2 separate regions of the Homo sapiens genome follow, and region 2 is linked to region 1. The links are chromatin loops, found by intact Hi-C in ENCODE. Cell type or tissue: OCI-LY7. All regions are shown on one strand. Each heading gives the region's core, and the rest is flanking DNA. Links, peaks and the distances in the headings are about the cores only.

What was found. Hi-C counts contacts between places; a loop is a spot of excess contacts. Peaks named below come from ENCODE experiments on the same cell type or tissue, not always from the same donor. Only the 100,000 strongest peaks of a DNase experiment are listed, where the experiment ranks them.
Region 2: it touches region 1 in a loop (10-fold over the local background); 1 of 110 quality-filtered maps calls a loop at or near these places.

What each region holds. Positions count from the first base shown.
Region 1 is chr11:1,519,936-1,522,841 of GRCh38, forward strand. No RefSeq gene overlaps it. Among named protein-coding and RNA genes, the nearest start is that of MOB2, 35 kb to the left of the region's middle. RefSeq lists enhancers at 85-585, 586-1,086, 2,024-2,273. In OCI-LY7, for the core only: CTCF peaks have their summits at 1,282 and 1,481; DNase peaks (open chromatin) are centred at 1,176, 1,616 and 2,036; H3K4me3 peaks cover 2,172 bases; H3K27ac peaks cover 2,473 bases.
Region 2 is chr11:340,056-342,961 of GRCh38, forward strand. No RefSeq gene overlaps it. Among named protein-coding and RNA genes, the nearest start is that of IFITM3, 21 kb to the left of the region's middle. In OCI-LY7, for the core only: no CTCF peak of the experiment used is centred there; DNase peaks (open chromatin) are centred at 666 and 1,596; H3K4me3 peaks cover 1,738 bases; H3K27ac peaks cover 2,500 bases.

The DNA of each region.
Region 1 (2,906 bases), core at 258-2,757:
TTTTAAACAACGTAAAACTAAATACTATTGAATCAGTGGAGAAATGAAAAACAGAGTCTTGCTAATTTTCATTAATGGAGACTGCTTTAAGTCTTTCAGTTTATGACCAGCCTAGGCAAGACGGCAAGACTCTGCCTCTATAAAAAAATTTTTTTCAAAATTCGTGGGGCACGGTGGTGCGCACCTGTGGTCCCAGCTACTCAGGAGGCTGAGGCAGGAGGATCTGTTAAACCCAGGAGGTCAAGGCAGCAGTGAGCTGTGATTGCACCACCGCACTCCAGCCTGGTCTCTAAACAAAAAATAAAAACCAAAACAAAAAAACTATTTCGGTAAGAAATCTAGGCTGTAACAAGGCCATGTGGGGACTGCCCACTGTTTCTGCAGCTCACTCTGCGGGCCCGGGGTCAGATCCCCAGTTTCTCAGGGTCGTGTTCTGTTCCCTTTGCTCATCTCTCCTCCAGTCCCCAGGGAAGGGCTTGGTCTCCACGGCGTCAGGAACTAGACTGTGAACTTGCACGTCAATACTGAGAGTGGGGCTTCCAGAGAGCAGCCGTGCTTGCTGCCCTGCCCCTCTCAGGCTGCAGCCCAGGGAGATGCCACTGAGACGCTGGCCATCGGGCTGGCCACCCCCGGGCTCCCTCCATCCTCACGGTCCTGCTCTGTGCTGGCAGTTTCCACTGAAGTCCCCCTCCCAGTATGCAGCAAGCCTGATCTGCTATCACTCGCTCACACCATGCCTCCGTGTCTCCCCCACATCTCACATGAAGTAACTTCTGAGCCTGTTTCAAAGTTTATCCTGAACAGGGCGGGCAGTCTGGCCCCTTCACCATCTCTTTCTGTGTGGGTGCACCGAGGTGTCTCCCTGCAGAAGTGCATTCTATCCTATGCTGGGGTAAAGATGCAAGTCACTCTCAAACTGCTGAGAAAAGACCCACGTGCAGGTACTGAGAGAGAGAAAACGGCAAGGCAGATGTGGCAGAAACGCTGACACTGGCCAATCTGGGAGAAGGTATGCAGGAATTATTCACACTACTTTGGCAACTTCTAACTTTGAAATTATGTAAAAATTTAAAAATATAAACGTCAGAAGCAGCTGGGGCCAGGAGGTGGCAGATACCCTCGAGGGAGCAGCAGTGCATCTGACAGCCGCTTCTCCACAGCAACGCCGGAAGCCGGAGGTCGGCGGCCTCACGTCGAAAGAGGGCTGAAAGCAAGCCAACCAAGAACACGACACACAGCGAAAAGCTCTGCCAAGAATGAAGGACAACTGAAGGCATTTTCAGACAGAGACTGAGAGGGCGCCCCCAGCAGAGTCACCTGAAAGAAAATCCAAGAAAGCTCAAGGCTGCAGCACAAGCAGAGGAAAACTGGTCACAGACGCAAAAGGACAAACCCAGAAGGACAAAGGAGGAAGGAGAGGGTACAGCCAAAGAGATGGAGCACAAAACCAGCCAACCTAAATAAATACCAGCGTACAAGTAGCATGTGGGGGTCCGAAGTGTACAGAATTTAAAACACAGCAGTAGCATGTGGGGGTCCGAAGTGTACAGAATTTAAAACACAGCAAGTGCTCACAACTCAAGAGGGGAAGTACCCAGAAGCGGTCTAGTATCTTGGGTACTTCGGGGAGGCGGATAAAGCTGTTAATCAACATCAGACCCTGGAGGTTTAGCGTGTGCTGTAAGAAAACCACTAAAGGAGGGTGTGCACGGTGGCTCACAGTGTAATCCCAGCACTTTGGAAGGTGAAGGTGGGTGGATGGCTTGAGGCCAGGAGTCTGAGACCATCCTGGACAACACAGTGAGACCCTGCTTCTACAAAAAATCAAATAAAATAAAGTACCTAACTTCCAAGGCAATTTGAAAGAAGGATAATTAAAAAATAAAAAGAAGAAATTCAAACAAAGCATGGGAAGATGAAAAGCACAAGATGGGAGTTCCACACAGCAGCGAGCACACCAGGTGGAAAGGGTTAGCAAGGCGCCCTGACACCCGCTCTAGTGGCGCGGTGCTCACTAGACACCCGCTGTCACGTGCAGTGCGTCTAAGGCTTGGGGTTTTCCCGGGCTCACCCCAGGGGAGACGTGGTCAAGGGCTCTTTCCCAGGGCTCGGGGCCGTTTGCACGTCCTTCTTCATGAGGCATCTGTTCAAGCCTCTGCCCATCTTCTACGGGACGAGCTGTTTCTTGTTCTTTGTTGGAGCCCGTGGGGAAGTCTGGATCTGAGCTCCGGTAAGTTCTAGGTATGGTAAATTCCCCCTGCAAAAGTTGCTTTCTTTTTTTTTTGAAACAGAGTCCTGCTCTGTGGCCCAGGCTGGAGTACAGTGGTGAGATCATGGCTCACCGCAGCCCCGACCTCCTGGGCTCAAGGGATCCTCCCACCTCAGTCCCCCTGAGTAGCGGATGCCACCACGTCCAGTTAATTTATTTTTATTTATTTATTTATTTATGAGGTCTCACTATGTTGCCCAGCCTGGTCCTGAACTCCTGGGCTCAAGCAGTCCTCCAGCCTCGGCCCCTCAAAGTGCAGGGATTATAGGTGTGAGCCACGGTCCCCGGCCAGCCTTTTCAGTTTTTGAGGAATATCTTTGATAAACAGAGCTGCTTAATTTTAATGTAAACCAAATTATCTATCTTTTCCTTTATGATGAGTACTTTTTAGTCCTGTTTAAAAAAACTTTTCTTAACCCATGGGTCAAGAATAGCATCTTCTATAACAGTGCTGTTCAAGAGAAATATAACACAAGCCATAATCTGAGCCATGGATATAATTTTAAATGTTCTAATGGCCCCATTGAAAAGTAAAAGAAACAGCCAAGATTAATTTTATTTAACCCAACAGATGTAAAATATTTTCGACTTACAATCAATACAGAAAATACAAGGTGCCACTGTATTTTTTTCAGTC
Region 2 (2,906 bases), core at 93-2,592, 1.2 Mb before region 1:
AAATTGCTTTTCTTGGTGGCAACTCTTGTAACAGAGATAACATAAGTTTTTGCCTAATAAACCTAGGTAAAACCAAAGTTGTGTGTCTGCGTTTTATTTAATGCTGACAACTCTAAATATTTCATTAAACCAGAAAAGTTTAAATAGCATTTATTTACCAACTATAATCTCAGATGACATGAAATTTAAAAAACATTTGGGTTAGTTTCTATATTTCTAAGAGTTTAAGGATAACTCAACTTATATAAGCTCATATTTTTCTTTAAGCCAATTAAATACCACTTTTTTATAAATTAATTTTGGCAACGCAATCTAGAGTAGGAAAATGTCACGTGTACATGTATACATAGACATACATAAACATACAGACAGAAGCAGATCATATAGCTTTCTTTTTTTTTTTCACACTCTTCAGACACTAGAGTGTTACAGCTTCATTCTAAAATCTTAGCCACATGCCAAGCACAGTAATACAAAACACACTGTTTAATACAAGAACAATAGGCTTCAAATCTTGTTTCTGGCACATGGAACAAGTCAAAATTACTTGCCAGATGATTAAAGCTTTTATTAATATTTGCGGGAAAGACTTAAGGTTTTTCATTTGCCCAATTTCCATATAGCTCTTTTTTTTTCTTTTCTCATAAGATGGCTTCCCAAAATTTGCATATCAAAGAGATAACCCTCAGGTGTTTGAGCAGAGTAGAAAATTTACATCTCAAAGGCACAGAACTTAGACTTCAGCCTTAAATATCTTCATTTGAAGAAGAGAAAAAAAGAAAGAAATGAAAAAAAGAAAGAGAAAGAGAAAAGAAAGAAAGGAAGAGAAAAAAAGAGAAGGAGAAAGAAGGAAGGAAGGAAGGAAGGGGAAGGGATGGGAAGGGAAGGGAAGGAAAGGAAAGAAAGAAAAAAGCAAGCAAGCAAGAACAAGGAAAGAAAGAAGGAAGGAAGGGAGGGAAGGGAAGGGAAGGGAAGGAAAGAAGAAAGAAAAAAGCAAGAACAAGGAAAGAAGGAAGGAAGGAAAGAAAGAAAAAAGAAAGAAAGAAAAAGAAAAGGAAGGAAGGAAAAGGAAAGAGGAGGAAGGAGGGAAGGAAGAAAGGAAGGAAAGGGAAGGGAAGAAGGAAGGAATGAGAAAGAAAGGAAGGAAGGAAAAGGAAAGGAAAGAAAAGAAAAGAAAAAAGAGAGAGAAAGCAAGCAAAGCGCTAATTAAGCCAAGATGGGGGTCAGAAATGCACGCTAAGTAAAGGTAAGTTTTGTGATGTAGATTTAAATCAATGCTTTCTCCATTCTTTTTTTTTGTTGTTTACTTTGTTTTGTTTTGTTTTGTTTTGAGACAGAGTCTTATTTTACAACCCGGCTGGAGTGCAGTGGTGCGATCATAGCTCACTGCAACCTCAAACTGTTGGTTAAATTTCTTTGTAAAGATGGGGTGAGAGGGTTTGGATTTGTGTCCCCACCCAAATCTCATGTCAAATTGTAATCCTCAGTGTTGGAGGAGGAGCCTGGTGGGAGGTGATTGGATCATGGGGGCAGACTTACCCCTTGCTGTTCTCAGGATAGTGAGTTCTCATGAGATCTGGTTGTTTAAAAGTGTGTGGCACCTCCCCCTTCTGTCTCTTCCTCCTGCTCCAGCCATGCAAGACGTGCCCCCTTCCTCTTCACCTTCTGCCATGATTGTAACTTTCCTGAGGCCTCCCCAGCCATGTGTCCTCTTTTCTTTTGCCTTTTTTTTTTTTGAGACACAGTCTTGCTGTGTCACCCAGGCTGGAGTGCAGTGGCGCGATCTCAGCTCACTACAACGTCCACCTCCCAGACTGAAGCAATTGTCCTGCCTTAGCCAGCTGAGTAGCTGGGATTACAGGTGCACGCCACCATACCTGGCTAATTTTTGTATTTTTAGTAGAGATGGGGTTTCACCATGTTGGCCAGGCTGGTCTCAAACTCCTGACCTCAACCTGCCTCAGCCTCCCAAAGTGCTGTGATTAAGGCATGAGCCACCACACCCAGCCTAAACCTCTTTTCTGTATAAATTACCCAGACTCAGATAGTTCTTTACAGCAATGAGAGAAGGGACTAATACACCGACTCTTACTATGTCACCCAGGCTGGTCTTGAACTCCTGGGCTCAAGCAACCCTCCTCCCTCAGCCTCCCAAAGTGCTGGCATTATAGGCATGAGCCACCACTTCTATCTCCTTTATAGAATTAAATTTTTCTTACAAAGGGTCTCAAAAGAATTGGATCAAAATAATCTTTATGCCAGAGTAGCACATTTGGGGCCTACGTTGGCTAGATCAGAGGCTTCTCAGCCCAGTTTATGCTTTTTAACTCCATCACTGAGTTCAGGGTGGCGCCTACTGATGAACTGGCAAGCATTTTCCATGCCTGGAGTTAGCATGAATAGGCCAGGATATAATTCTACATCATCAGCAAATTTCTGGGACAGGGAAACCTTTCACTATTGTTCTGAGCTCAGATTTTAATCAAGATGTCAATGTGGTTAAAGAAGGAAGGCCTGGTTGATCTAAAGGCCTAACACGATGAAAGTTTGGCTAACTTTCTTTTTGCCTCTGGGGTATAAAAGTTACTGAGCAAAAAAGTGAGTAGTTCAGAGCAATCTGGCAGAGCAAGATGGAGAGAAAGAGAGAAGGGCTCATCTGTGCTGAGTCAGTAGACATGCCCTTTTTCATTGTCAATTAACTGCTTTGGTTTTCTATTTGCCTTTTTCTATGGAGTCTTTTAGAGAGACAACTTGGGATTCATTTAGTCTTTTAGCAGCCTGTGCATGCCAATCAAAAAATCATCTGGGCATGGAGGTTCTCGCCTGTAATCCCAGCACTTTGGGAGGCTGAGGCAGATGGATCACTTGAGCTCAGGAGTTCGAGACCAGCCCGGCAACATGGCGAA